Linked DNA regions of Homo sapiens: all the other regions are linked to region 1. Evidence: chromatin contacts called from ENCODE Hi-C or POLR2A ChIA-PET data. All regions are on one chromosome and are shown on one strand. Each heading gives the region's core, a stretch centred on a gene start or an enhancer-like site at or near the end of the contact. The rest is flanking DNA. Distances are from core to core; before and after follow the strand shown.

Region 1 (4,436 bases), core at 1,352-3,851:
TAAGGCATTGTATTTTTTTTTTTTTTTTTTTTTTTTTTTTTAGAATAACCACTTTTATGTGAAGCCCAGAGTTGCAGTTAACAATTTTGGAGTGAAGCACTATGCTGGAGAGGTAACTTTTTATTAAGATACCTATTGATATTTGCCTGTTTGGTATTCAGAGAAAACAGTGGTTTCAGAAGCCAATCATGAATTTATTGGGCTGGGCATGGTGGCTCACATGAGCCTACAGTCCCAGTACTTTGGGAGGCTGAGGCAGGAGGATCACTTGAGGACAGGAGTTTGAGACCAGCCTGGGCAACATAGATATAAAAAACATCTTACAAGATATTTTTTAAAAAGTTAGCCTGGCATGGTGACACATCTGTTGTCCTAGCTGTTCTGGAGGCCGAGGTGGGAGGATTGCTTGGGCATAGGAATTTGAGGCTGCATGAGCTATGATCACGTCACTGCACTTCAGCCTGGGAAATAGAGCAAGACCCTGTCTCTTAAAAAATAAATAAATAAATTTCTTGGAATGATTTCTTTTTGTGGCTCTTTCAGGGAAGTTGCTTATGACCTGAAACTATTCTTTCAATCAGTTTTCTCCTCTCTTATTTATTAAAACTAGGTGCAATATGATGTCCGAGGTATCTTGGAGAAGAACAGAGATACATTTCGAGATGACCTTCTCAATTTGCTAAGAGAAAGCCGGTATGTCAGTCTTCTCACCGAGAAGTACTTAGCAAGCAAATGAATATTTGTGCAAATGCTTTTAATTCACAAATATAGAACAAATTGCTGTTATGTAAGAAACTTAGTATTGTTTTTCCCAGGTAATACTTCATCAATGAAGTAACTCAAAAGTATAACAATAATACAAGCAAGGTCGGGCATGGTGGCTCACGCCTGTAATCCCAGCACTTTGGGATGCCAAGGTGGGCAAATCACGTGAGGTCAGGAGTTTGAGACCAGCCTGGCCAACATAGTGAAACCCCATCTCTACTGAAAATACAAAAATTAGCCAAGCATGGTGGCAGGCACCTGTAATCCCAGCTACTTGGGAGGCTGAAACAGGAGAATCGCTTTAACCTGGGAGGTGGAGGTTGCAGTGACCCAAGATTGCGCCATTGCAGTCCAGCCTGGGTGACAAGAGTGAAACTCTGTCTCAAAATAAATAAATAAATAAATAAATTAATAATAATAATAATAATATAAGCAATGACTGCCATTTAGTGAGGTACTGAAATAAACCAACCACAGAGGTATAAGTAACATACTGTTATTAATCCTCTTATGCAGATGAGGAAACCGAGCCTTGAAGCAGTTAAAGCTGTTAAGTGACTTCCCCAAGACCTCTCAACTGGTAACCAGTGAGCCATCGAGTCCAGTTTTGATCTGGTCTGGTTGGCTTGAGAACCTTAATATCTTAAGCAGTGTGGTCTGCTGTCTTCACAGGGAGCTTAGAGCTGCGTGGTTAAGCTGATTTCAGCCTTGGTTTTATAGGACTCCTGTGTCTCTAGTTAGTAAAATAAATGCCTTAATTCAGCTATAATTATAAATTTATTACATATTCATTTATTCGTTCATGAATTATAAATTTACACCATTAAATCAATAAAGAAAACACACAGAAACTTGCAGTGATAAGTTATTTGTATGTATTAGACCAGGAAGTGTCCTTTTTGGTTTTTTTTTGGTTTGTTTTTTTTTTTTGGAGACAGGGTCTCGTTCTGTCACCCAGACTGGAGTGCAGTGGCGCAATCTCGGCTCACTGCAACCTCCACCTCCCAGGTTCACGCCATTCTCCTGCCTCAGCCTCCCGAGTAGCTGGGACTACAGGTGCCCGCCACCACGCCTGGCTATTTTTTTTTTTTTTTTTGTATCTTTAGTAGAGACAGGGTTTCGCCATGTCAGCCAGGATGGTCTCCATCTCCTGACCTCATGATCCGCCCACCTCGGCCTCCCAAAGTGCTGGGATTACAGGCATGAGCCACCATGCCCGGCGGAAGTGTACTATTTTTAGGAGGCTTTGTAAGAGAGAAAGAGTTTAGGGAAAAAACCCTTTCCTGAAAGCTTTCAGCACCTGTGTTGGATCTGGTGGGAATCTGTAACAAAAACACATGTTTATATCTAAGGAAGGAAAGTAGCAAAAAAGTTTAAAAGCTGTAATACTTTTAGAAATGTAAATACTAGATGGCCACCTGTCACTTAGATAGGAATGAATTGGGACAAAGGGAGCCCATATAAGGTAGTATCAGCCTAGAAACTCAGAATTTGAAACATTTGATCTTCAAACTTATTTTAACTCTTCTATGTGAGGGTTCACTATATACAACATTGTTAGCTATTTTATTTTTAGGTGAGTTTTCAGACCTGTAAAAATGATGGGTGTTTAAAAAACACCATAGCATGCTGTCAAAGCAATTTCTTAGTTTAATGCGATACGTTTAAATAAAAGCCCTGTATTGATGTTAAGTAGAGGCAGTTTGTCGTAGTGAAAAGATTGCAGGCCTGGAGACCAGCGAGGTGGAGTTTCGCCAGCTGCCTCTGTGCCAGCGTGAAGCAGTTTTGTGAGTGGTGTAAAGAACTTCCTGTCTCAACCCCAGGTTTCCCCTTGCAAACCGAGGAGCTGGGGCTGTTCACTTGCTTCACTCTCTTTCACCTTTGACATCTGTGACATTTTAATGGAACCAAAGCTTCTCTCCAAAGAGCTCAAAGCACAGTTAGAGAACTTAAGAGAGTGAGCATTAAAGAGCACCCGAGAACAAAAATGAAAAAGGTTGGGGCAAAGCAAGAAGCGACCAGGGAAAGCTCTAATATTGCCGCTTGTGGGGAGGCAGATGCTCAGAAGTCTTCCCTGACTGTCCTGGTGACAGTGAAGCCACCAACCCCACCAGCTCCATAGCCCATGATACCTTCCATGCAAGGAAGATTTAAAAATCATTGAAGGCTGGGCGGGCGCGGTGGCTCACGCCTATAATCCTAACACTTTGGGAGGCCGAGGCGGGTGGATCACCTGAAGTCAGGAGTTCAAGACCAGCCTGGCCAACATGGTGAAACCCTGTCTCTACTACAAAATATAAAAATTAGCCAGGCGTGATGGCAGGCGCCTATAATCCCAGCTACTCAGAAGGCTGAAGCAGGAGAATCGCTTGAACCCGGGAGGCAGAGGTTGCAGTGAGCCGAGATCGCACCACTGCACTCCAGCCTGGGTGAAAGAGCGAAACTCTGTCTAAAAAAAAAAAATTATTGGGAAGCTTTTCACTTTTACCTTGTTAATAGTAGCAATGGATTTTACAGAACTTTTTAAATAATAACTAATATCAATATATATGATATGCCAGGTAGCATGCTTTCTGCCTTTTACATGCATGTTCTCCTTTCATTCTCACCTGGCATTAGGGGATAAATTAAAAAATTATCTCCATTTTCCAGATGAAAAAACTGAGGCTTAGAGAGAGATGAAACATCTTGCCCAAGCAACACAGCTGGGAAGTGGGGAGACAGGATTTGAACCATCGCCTGCCTCACCCTGTAATTAGTGTTCCCCAGGAGCACCTTTCCATCCGTTAACTGCTTCAATCTTTGCAACACTGCAAGATGGCAAAACTAATAACTCACTTTTGCAAGTGAGGAGACCGAGGCTACAGAGGCTTAGATGGCATTCCAGAAAGCACAGAGCTCCTAAGTGGGATTCCACCCTTTGTCACTGTCATGCCAGTCCCCTTCTCTGCAAGACTCTGGTCTCTGACACTGCCACGTGTTTTCAGTGCCTAAAGCTCTTTGGCAGTGTTTGGTTTGAAATCTTTGGAAGCTGTCTTAGTTCTTCCAGGCCTAGGGTGTATTACTTTGAATTATCATTGAGAAAGGGCACCATTAATTACAATAATCTTGCACCTAATAATGGGTGTGTGTGCCTCACTGACCTCCTGCTCTTGCCTCACACAGATTTGACTTTATCTACGATCTTTTTGAACATGTTTCAAGCCGCAACAACCAGGATACCTTGAAATGTGGAAGCAAACATCGGCGGCCTACAGTCAGCTCACAGTTCAAGGTTCGTTTTCACTGCTGGCTTAGAGGAATCCGTCGTTACTGTATTTTTAAGAACTGAAAAGAGGATTTGGGTGTATGTGAAGTCTATGAGAATATTTGTTTATTTTTGTTTCCTTTTATATCATGCTTTTAAACCAGATAGTGCTTTAGAAATAAAATAGAGTTTTGGCTCACGCCTGTATTCTCAGCACTTTGGGAGGCCGAGGTGGGCAGATCACCTGAGCTCAGGGGTTCAAAACCAGCCGGGGCAACATGGTGAAATCCTGTCTCTACAAAAAATACAGAAATTATCTGGGTGCGGTGGCGCATGCCTGTAGTCCCAGCTACTCAGGAGGCTGAGGTGGGAGGATTGCCTGAGCCTGGGAGATCAAGATTGCAGAGAGCTGTGATTGCACCAC
Region 2 (4,436 bases), core at 1,039-3,538, 59 kb after region 1:
GTGACAACTTAGCCTCTTGTGTTTCTACTTCCTTCCCACTTCTAATGCTTGGACTCTAGGATTCAAAACTGAATTAAAGTAGAAAGATAACAGGAAGAACAATTTAAGAGGATGTGTTTATGATCCAATTTCTGACCTATTACAATTGGGTAAAGCGTAGTGAATGGCTGAGGTTTTAGTGTGCATCACAAGAGTATAATTTCTCTAAATCGGTATAACCAGCGTGTTAGTTTGCTAGGCCCACCACAGCCAAATACCACAGACTGGTGGATTGAACAGTGGAAACTGATTTTCTCCCAGCTCTGGAGGCCGGAACTGCAAGATCAAGTTATCCTTAAGTTTGATGTCTTCTGAGGCCCCTCCCCTTGGCTTGCAGGTGGCCGTCTGTCCAGTGTGTCCTCACGCAGCCTTTTTTCTCTGTGTGACCTAGTCTCCTGTTCCCAAAAGGACACCAGTCATCTTGGATTGGGGCCCACCCTAGTGAACTCATTTTAACTTAGTCTCCCCTTTAAAAGCTGTATCTCCAAATGCAGTCACATTCTGCAGTATTGGGGTTAGGACTTCAACCTATAGACTTTATGGGGACACAGTCCAACTCATAATGACCATATTTCATCCTGGTTGCAAAGCGGGAGCTATGCTTGGACTTTTGTACTGAAGCCTTCTGAAATCTCCCTTCTGCTTCTGTCCAGGAAGAAGAAACGAGGAAGCAGCAAGAACTCGAAGCCTTGCAGAAGAGCCAGAAGGAAGCTGAACTGACCCGTGAACTGGAGAAACAGAAGGAAAATAAGCAGGTGGAAGAGATCCTCCGTCTGGAGAAAGAAATCGAGGACCTGCAGCGCATGAAGGAGCAGCAGGAGCTGTCGCTGACCGAGGCTTCCCTGCAGAAGCTGCAGGAGCGGCGGGACCAGGAGCTCCGCAGGCTGGAGGAGGAAGCGTGCAGGGCGGCCCAGGAGTTCCTCGAGTCCCTCAATTTCGACGAGATCGACGAGTGTGTCCGGAATATCGAGCGGTCCCTGTCGGTGGGAAGCGAATTTTCCAGCGAGCTGGCTGAGAGCGCATGCGAGGAGAAGCCCAACTTCAACTTCAGCCAGCCCTACCCAGAGGAGGAGGTCGATGAGGGCTTCGAAGCCGACGACGACGCCTTCAAGGACTCCCCCAACCCCAGCGAGCACGGCCACTCAGACCAGCGAACAAGTGGCATCCGGACCAGCGATGACTCTTCAGAGGAGGACCCATACATGAACGACACGGTGGTGCCCACCAGCCCCAGTGCGGACAGCACGGTGCTGCTCGCCCCATCAGTGCAGGACTCCGGGAGCCTACACAACTCCTCCAGCGGCGAGTCCACCTACTGCATGCCCCAGAACGCTGGGGACTTGCCCTCCCCAGACGGCGACTACGACTACGACCAGGATGACTATGAGGACGGTGCCATCACTTCCGGCAGCAGCGTGACCTTCTCCAACTCCTACGGCAGCCAGTGGTCCCCCGACTACCGCTGCTCTGTGGGGACCTACAACAGCTCGGGTGCCTACCGGTTCAGCTCTGAGGGGGCGCAGTCCTCGGTAAGTACCTGCCTGGCGTGTCCCAGTGAAATGGGTGGCCGGTCACACCCACCCCTGTTGCATCCTCAAGTTGAATGAAGATACCCGTAGGATATCTGTGCAAAGATTGCAGAGTCGTGGTCTTAGAGATCATCTTAAACCTTTTGCTTATTCCATAAGCCAATTGCATTCATAAGTAGAACTTTGATGTGCCTGTTTCAGTTTTAGCACAAAGCCTAGAGCTGAGCTGTGCCCAAGACTTCAGAAAACTGGCTATTTATTTATTTATTGTTGTTGTTGTTGTTTTTGAGGTGGAGTCTTCTCTGTCATCCAGGCTGGAGTGCATTGGCAGGATTTTGCCTCACTGCAGTCCCCACCTCTCGGGTCCAAGCTATCCTGCTGCCTCAGCTTCCTGAATAGCTGGGATTACAGATGCCCGCCAGCACACCGGTCTAATTTTTGTATTTTTAGTAGAGATGGGGTTTTACCATGTTGGCCAGGCTGGTCTTGAACTCCTGACCTCAGGTGATCCACCTGCCTCGGACCCCCAAAGTGCTGGGATTACAGGCGTGAGCCACCATGCCCGGCTTAAAACTGGCTTTTTAAATGGAACTTTTGTTTATTTTATTTTATTTCTTCCTTCCCTTTTTTTACAATTTGAATGGAACTTTTAGCTTTGCCGTGCTGCGTTAGGAAATGAAGACACATCCTGAACTGGAACAAGACTTGCCAGGGGTGAACTGGCAAACTTTCCTTGTACTAACTTCACAATCCAAACCACACGATGTTATTTCTTATAGTGGCTGTAAAGGAAGAAGCTGCAGGGCTTAAATGTACTCTTTTCCAGTTTCTGGATTTATCTGTAGTTTACTTTTATTTTGTCGCTTTGGTCGTGCATTGAATGTTCTCTTGACTTTCAAAGATTTGAAAATATATTTAATATAGTAATTCAGAGGGGGTGAACTCTTGCATGGTTTGATTAAAATTATAGCCTTAAAAAGCATTGTTAGTTTTAGGGCAGATAGCCTTTGGATTCAAGTATATCTTGTCTTTCATGTATCAATTCAACTGACCATTTGACCTTAAAAGTTGGTATTTTTAATTCCGAATTATTTGTGTGCTACCGTAAATCAGGCGTATTGCTTGTCAGTTGTTTTTTTTCTTTTTCCTTTTCCCTTTTTTTTTTTTTTTTTTTTTGAGACTGAGGCTTGCTCTGTTGCCCAGGCTGGAGTGCAGTGGCACGATCTCTGCTCAGTGCAGTCACTGCCTCCTGGGTTCGAGTGATTCTGCTGCCTCAGCCTCTTGAGTAGCTGTATTTTTGTATTTTTTCAATGATGATACATGCTGGGTATCTTCGTGGCTTGCTTTGTGGCCTTTTCCCTCACCGTTGGCTTCTCTCTCTCGGTCCAGTTTGAAGATAGTGAAGAGGACTTTGATTCCAGGTTTGATACAGATGATGAGCTTTCATACCGGCGTGACTCTGTGTACAGCTGTGTCACTCTGCCGTATTTCCACAGCTTTCTGTACATGAAAGGTATGACTGCAGCCGCCATGGAGTCTGGGTTAGGGGGAGAGCGAGGCGTTATTTTATCCGGGCTGATGGATGGCGGTGGGAAATAACGGAGGTGTTATTGTATCTGGGCTGATGGATGGGGACTGGGAAAGTCGTTCTACCTACCCTTACCTCAGTGTTGGGCCACTTAGATGAATGAAGGGACACCTTGTCATGTTGGTGTGACATGGGTGCTGTGGTCCTACCAGCATGAACACAGTCGTGACTCCCCTGGTTTGGTGCAGAGTGGCAGGACGAAGCATTTGCAACCACTGCCTCCAGTATCAGTCCTTCTCCCCTGTCTCTCCCTGTCTCGTTTTCCTTTCTTAGCTCTTTCTTCATCCTTCTATTTTCTCTCCCTCTCTCTCCCACTTTCTCTTTCACTGTCTCCCTCTCTGTCTCAGTCTCATTGCTCTCTCTCATATATACAGACATACAAACCAATGTGTGTGTTGCTGCTGCTGCTGGAATTGGTCGAGACCCATTCTCATGATAAACTGCATGTTCTCGGCCGGGCGTGGTGGCTCACGCCTGTAATCCCAGCACTTTGGGAGGCCGAGGCGGGTGGATCATGAGGTCAGGAGATCGAGACCATCCTGGCTAACACAGTGAAACGCCGTCTCTACTAAAAATACAAAAAATTAGCCGGGAGCGGTGGCGGGCTCCTGTAGTGCCAGCTACCTGAGAGGCTGAGGCAGGAGAATGGCGTGAACCCAGGAGGCGGAGCTTGCAGTGAGCCGAGATCGCGCCACTGCACCCCAGCCTGGGCGACAGAGCCAGACGCTGTCTCAAAAAAAAAAAAAAAAAACTGCATGTTCTCTCCTGCCAGGGATATTAGAGAGCCTAAAAGGATGTGCTAGACATGGGGGAAAGTGAAGATCTCACTGAGGCCCACTGCTGGCTTGAACTGCTCACCATACCTACTTCATGATGAGCATTTGCATTGTATGCTTTGATTGTTACTAACATTTGAGTATACTTTGCTGAACCTTAACACTTAGGGGCCTTGAGGCACACTCCTTTTGGAAAATTATTTACTATTTATTTATCTATTTATTTAGGTATTTATTTAAGACAGGGTCTTGCTCTGTTACCCAAGCTAGAGGGCAGTGGTGTGGTCATGGCTCACTGCAGCCTTGAACTCAGGTTCAAGCCATCTTCCTGCCGCAGCCTTCATAGGAGCTAGGACTGCAGGCGCACACCATCATGCCAGGCTAATTTTTTATAGAGATGGAATCTCACTATGTTGCCCAGGCTGGTCTCCAACTCTTGGCCTCAAGCAGTCCTCCCACCTTGGCCTCCCAAAGTGCAGGAATTGCAGGCATGAGCCACCATGC
Region 3 (4,436 bases), core at 544-3,043, 33 kb after region 1:
CCGTTTAACTTTTAATTCAGGAAGGAGACTATATGTAGCTTTTTTTTTTTTCAGTGTTGAAAATTAAAAAGCTCTAGTTTTGGCGATCCAGGGGTTCCCTTTTTGCAGCAAAAGGCAGTTCTGCTTTCTATCTTCCCAAAGAGCTGGAGGGGTGGGAGCCAAAAGAAAGTCCCCAGGTACCTCATCCCCAAGGAGTTGGTGTGCAAGCTGGTGTGTGGCCTGAAGTTTGGGATCTGCCTACAGGGTTTCCCCAGAGGGCAGCCCGCAGAAGGAGGCAGAGTTGAGAAATCTGTCCAGTGTGCAGGAGAGGAGACAAGCGACCCTGGCCGTGTGCAGTAGTCCATGCACACGCAGGGCCATTGAGAGAGAGGAAGTTGGAGCGGCAGGTGCAGGGCTGTGAAAGGCAGGAAGCCAGGAGGCAGAAACCAGAATGGAAGGAAGAAGCCATGGCGGAGGGCGGCCTATGTTCCTAGAGCTCAAGGAAGCATTCAATCACACGCTCAACACGTGATTTTCAGGCCACTTGTGTGTTTTGGAAACAAGTATGTGACCAGGCACAGAGGCAGCCAAGATTCAAATGAGTGAATGTCCCATGGACATAATTAAAGAGAAAGGGCTTGTACTAAACACTGGAGAGCTGTTAGGCATAGCTTTTCCAGGCATTTCTTTGCTAGTTTTTTTTTTTTTTTTTTTGGGCTGGGGGGAAGGATCGGAGTGTATGTGCCCCAGTTTTATCTTGTTTAATCCAGCTTTATTACAGCTCTGTCCTCAGCGCTGGCTCTGTTTCAGCATCCCCATAGGCAAGGAAGATGCTGGCTTCAACAGTTTGTTTTAAAAAACAAAAATCAAAGTTAATGTCCTAGGAATCTTTTGGGGGATCCCTGAAAACTAAATATAAATTTGTTAGGGAAAGTAGTTAGTTATATGTTGTTTGAGAATCATTGTCTTGATCTTGAAAGATTATTTGACACTTTATTTGATGTTAATGGAAATTCTTCGTGTTTGATTTATTTGTTCAGAGTCATTAGCCTCGTGAGAACCCTTCATGGGGCCTTTATTTCACAGTATTTGCATGAGCATTGTTTTTTATCTTTGAAAAATGGGTAATGTTATGAAAAGGAATATGTGTTAGTCTCTAAACATGCAAGCCTTATATCAAAATAGTCTGACAGTGTATTTATACAAAACATGCTGCAGGTATCAAACAAAATTGTAATCAAATTAGAATTTTAAGCCTTGTTGTTTTACTCTCCAAGTCCTTATAAACCAGAAGCCCTAACTTTTTAGAATAACACTGTTCAATAGGAATAGAATGTGAGCACCATGTCTAATTTAGGTTTTCTAGTAGCCACATTTAGAAGTGTAAAAAAAAATTGTTTTTTTTGTGAAAGCAGTTTTAACAACATATTTTTTTTACTATATCCAAAATGTTATCCTTTCAACATGTAATAAATTTCAAAATGATTAATGAGATACTTTATTTTTTCATACTAAGTTTTTGAAATCTGGTGTGTAATTATCTCTAGAGCACAACTCAATTTGCACCAGTTGAGCACCCTGTTTGTCTAGCTTTTATTCTCTAACTCAAGAGATTAGTAAACTTCTGTAACTGGCAAGATAGTAAGTATTTTAGGCTTTGCTATTGTATTGTGGAAGTGGTCACAGACAATGTGTGGCTGTGTTCCAATAAAACTTTATTTACAAGAACAGGTGGCAGGCCGGATATGGCTGGCAGGCTGTGGTTTACAAGCCCTCACTCTAACTAAATGTATCATCTCGTGGGTTTTAATGCTCAGAAGTTGATTTCTATTTTGGGCTGCTACCAAGATAGCTATTGTGATAAATTTCATTCAGAAATATTCAGGAAATATGTACCAGGAAGTATACTCCATTGTTAAATAATGAATACGTTGGAACTACAGGAACTCCCCCTTTCCTGAATTTGCACCTTTCAGGAAGAGCCGCATAGCTAGTGGTGCTTAGTGCTGGCTTGGCTGTCACGATGCCTGGATTTGAAGCTCAGCTGTGTTAATTAAGCATGAGCCTTGTGACCCTAGACAGTTAATTAACCACCCTGCACTTCAGGTTATGCATCTGTAGAATGGGGATGACAATAATATCTACCTCATAGAGTTGCTAAAATTAAATGAAAGCTGACACAGTAAGCCCTTGGTACATGATAGCTTTTGTTATTCCTCTGCCACTAATGTTGCTGCTGGAAGTACTACTTGTACTGTTACTACTAGTGGTGTTAGTACTGCTGTTACCACCATCACCACCACCACCATAGAGATCCATACATACAAACCAACCTATGTGCCAGAATGGAACCATGCTGACTTGATGATCGTCCACAGATGACCATAGTGGCCACTAATATGGTATCACTTTGGACGTAAACTTGTCAGTCAGCAGATGTGCTACTGCACTCTAGGGGAGATCTGGCATGATCTGCAAGGATTTAATGTTAAAAGACTTGAGTGGGCTGGGCACGGTGGCTTACACCTGTAATCCCAGCACTTTGGGAGGCTGAGGCGGGTGGATCACCTTGAGGTCAGAAGTTTGAGACCAGCCTGGCCAACATGGTCATCTGTCTCTACTGAAAATACAAAAATTAGCCTGGCGTGGCAGCGTGCGCCTATAATCCTAGCTACTTGGGAGGCTGAGGCAGGAGATTCGCTTGAACCCAGGAAGTGGAGGCTGCAGTGAGCCAAGATCACGCCACTGCACTCCAGCATGGGTGACAGAGCTAGACTCCGCCTCACAAAAAAAAAAAAAAAAGGGGGTACCTGTTGCTTCTCTGGCCTGGTAATTGCTGTATGATATGACTCAGGTCACACAACATTCTTTGACCCTATTTAATGAAAATGCTAATTAATGGCTGCCCTACCCACCTCACAGGGTGATAGAGCAAATTGTAGGTAAAGTACTTTGGAAATTGTAGAGTGTTGTGGAAATATTAGCTGAGAGCATTTCCCACACGATTGCTTTTTTAAAAATGTATATCACACACTTAATTTTATCATCATGGACTGATTTAATTCATAGAGTAGTTGTAAAGATTAAGTGGGCACATGTAAAGTGCTCAGTTCAATGGTAGAAACATAGCTCCTGTTCAAGGGCTGGGTAGTTGCTATTTTTATTACTCGATTTTCAATTTAAGATGTAGTATTTTGGCTGGGCACAGTGGCTCGCCCCTATAATCCCAGCATTTTGGGAGGGCGAGGCAGGCAGATCACAAGGTCAGGAGTTCGAAACCAGCCTGGCCAACATGGTGAAACCCCGTCTCTACTAGAAATACAAAAATTAGCAAAATTAGCTAGGCATGGTGATGCATGTCTGTAATCCTAGCTACTCAGGAGACTAAGGCAGGAGAATCGCTTGAACCCGGGAGGCTGAGGTTGCAGTGAGCTGAGATCATGCCGCTGCACTCCAGCCTGGATGACAGAGGAAGACTCTGTCTCAAAAAAAAAAAAAAAAAAAAAAAAAAGAAGAAGAAGGTGAGAGAACTGTATATCCTGACAGGTTAACTGTCTCTAAGATTCTGTTAGGTAAGAGAAGCAAAATGTGGAACACTTTTATTTGCATTTTTAAAAAAGCAGTGCGTGTATTTATCTGCACACACGTGAGCGTGCATATACACACACATGCATACTGTGTTTATACATGCATTGACTGTGCCTGAAGGAGACACAGGAAACTAGTACGAATGGTCTTCCTCAGGAGAGCTGTGGGGTTTTTATGGCAGATGCTTTTTTGTATATGTATGTATGTGTATGTATTATATATGCATATATACACCCAGATCCTTTGCGTGTATTATTTTTTCATTTAACAACAACAAATTAGTTAGTGGGGAAAAAGAGATGGCTGTAATCTCCCAATTTCTTTTGCATCCCTCCTCATTAAACACTATACTGAAGAGTTACTTCATGACGTCTTGCAGTGGAACCCCCATAGAAACACATTCCAGTCGTGTCATGTGAGTCATTAAAAAAAAATAACTGGGTATCGAGCTGCGTTTTGGGCATGTTCTCTAGAAACACATTGTGAGGGCTACTTGGACCTTATGCTGGCTTCCTTTAGAGTCATATTTGAACTAGTGTCAGGACCCTGAGATTTTCTGTGCTGTTTTCATGACAGTAAATCAAATCCAGTTGGACAGAATGGGTTTTGTTTAGGTTTTCTTGCAAAATTCTCGCTCCAACAGTAAGAAACCTGGCTCCCATCATCTGCCATTCATTTTTTTGTTTAATTCCAGTGTACATGTACAGTAGTATCCAGAGTTGTGACTCCATACCCCTGGGGAAAACAACTTTATCAACTATAGTACAGAGCTGAAATGCAGTTCTTTATGCTTTTAGTCTTATAGACTCTATATGTTTCCAGCGTTATTTAAGTCAGCGTCTTTTCCCTCACCCTGTTTAGTGAGGTCG

What was found. Hi-C counts contacts between places; a loop is a spot of excess contacts on that map. ChIA-PET counts read pairs that join two places held with the same protein, here RNA polymerase II (POLR2A). Pooled maps may share reads with other maps.
Region 2: a loop to region 1 is called in a map of Caco-2, with 2.0 times the contacts of the local background. The contact joins two enhancer-like sites. A Hi-C loop is called at or near these places in 4 of 168 maps with a recorded cell type or tissue (Caco-2, colonic mucosa, endometrial microvascular endothelial cells and 1 more) and 5 of 50 pooled maps. POLR2A ChIA-PET finds 5 or more read pairs at or near these places in 5 of 52 experiments (AG04449, AG04450, H1 and 1 more).
Region 3: a loop to region 1 is called in a map of HepG2, with 2.3 times the contacts of the local background. The contact joins two enhancer-like sites. A Hi-C loop is called at or near these places in 2 of 168 maps with a recorded cell type or tissue (Caco-2 and HepG2) and 3 of 50 pooled maps. POLR2A ChIA-PET finds 5 or more read pairs at or near these places in 10 of 52 experiments (A673, AG04450, BJ and 7 more).

Annotation. Positions count from the first base shown.
Region 1 is chr5:16,757,721-16,762,156 of GRCh38, reverse strand. It overlaps MYO10 (myosin X), which reads left to right. Exons shown (of 41, transcript NM_012334.3): 16 at 44-112; 17 at 611-693; 18 at 3,931-4,039. Among named protein-coding and RNA genes, the nearest start is that of RETREG1, 140 kb to the right of the region's middle. Within about 2 kb of position 2,601, at least 2 of the 41 ENCODE cell types and tissues checked have a DNase peak (open chromatin) inside an H3K27ac peak, as active enhancers do; they include A673, where a contact is called at or near this core.
Region 2 is chr5:16,698,095-16,702,530 of GRCh38, reverse strand. MYO10 (myosin X) reads left to right here. Exons shown (of 41, transcript NM_012334.3): 25 at 693-1,568; 26 at 2,958-3,081. Among named protein-coding and RNA genes, the nearest start is that of RETREG1, 83 kb to the right of the region's middle. Within about 2 kb of position 2,288, at least 2 of the 41 ENCODE cell types and tissues checked have a DNase peak (open chromatin) inside an H3K27ac peak, as active enhancers do.
Region 3 is chr5:16,724,133-16,728,568 of GRCh38, reverse strand. All of the region lies in intron 19 of MYO10 (myosin X), which reads left to right. Among named protein-coding and RNA genes, the nearest start is that of RETREG1, 110 kb to the right of the region's middle. Within about 2 kb of position 1,793, at least 3 of the 41 ENCODE cell types and tissues checked have a DNase peak (open chromatin) inside an H3K27ac peak, as active enhancers do; they include A673, where a contact is called at or near this core.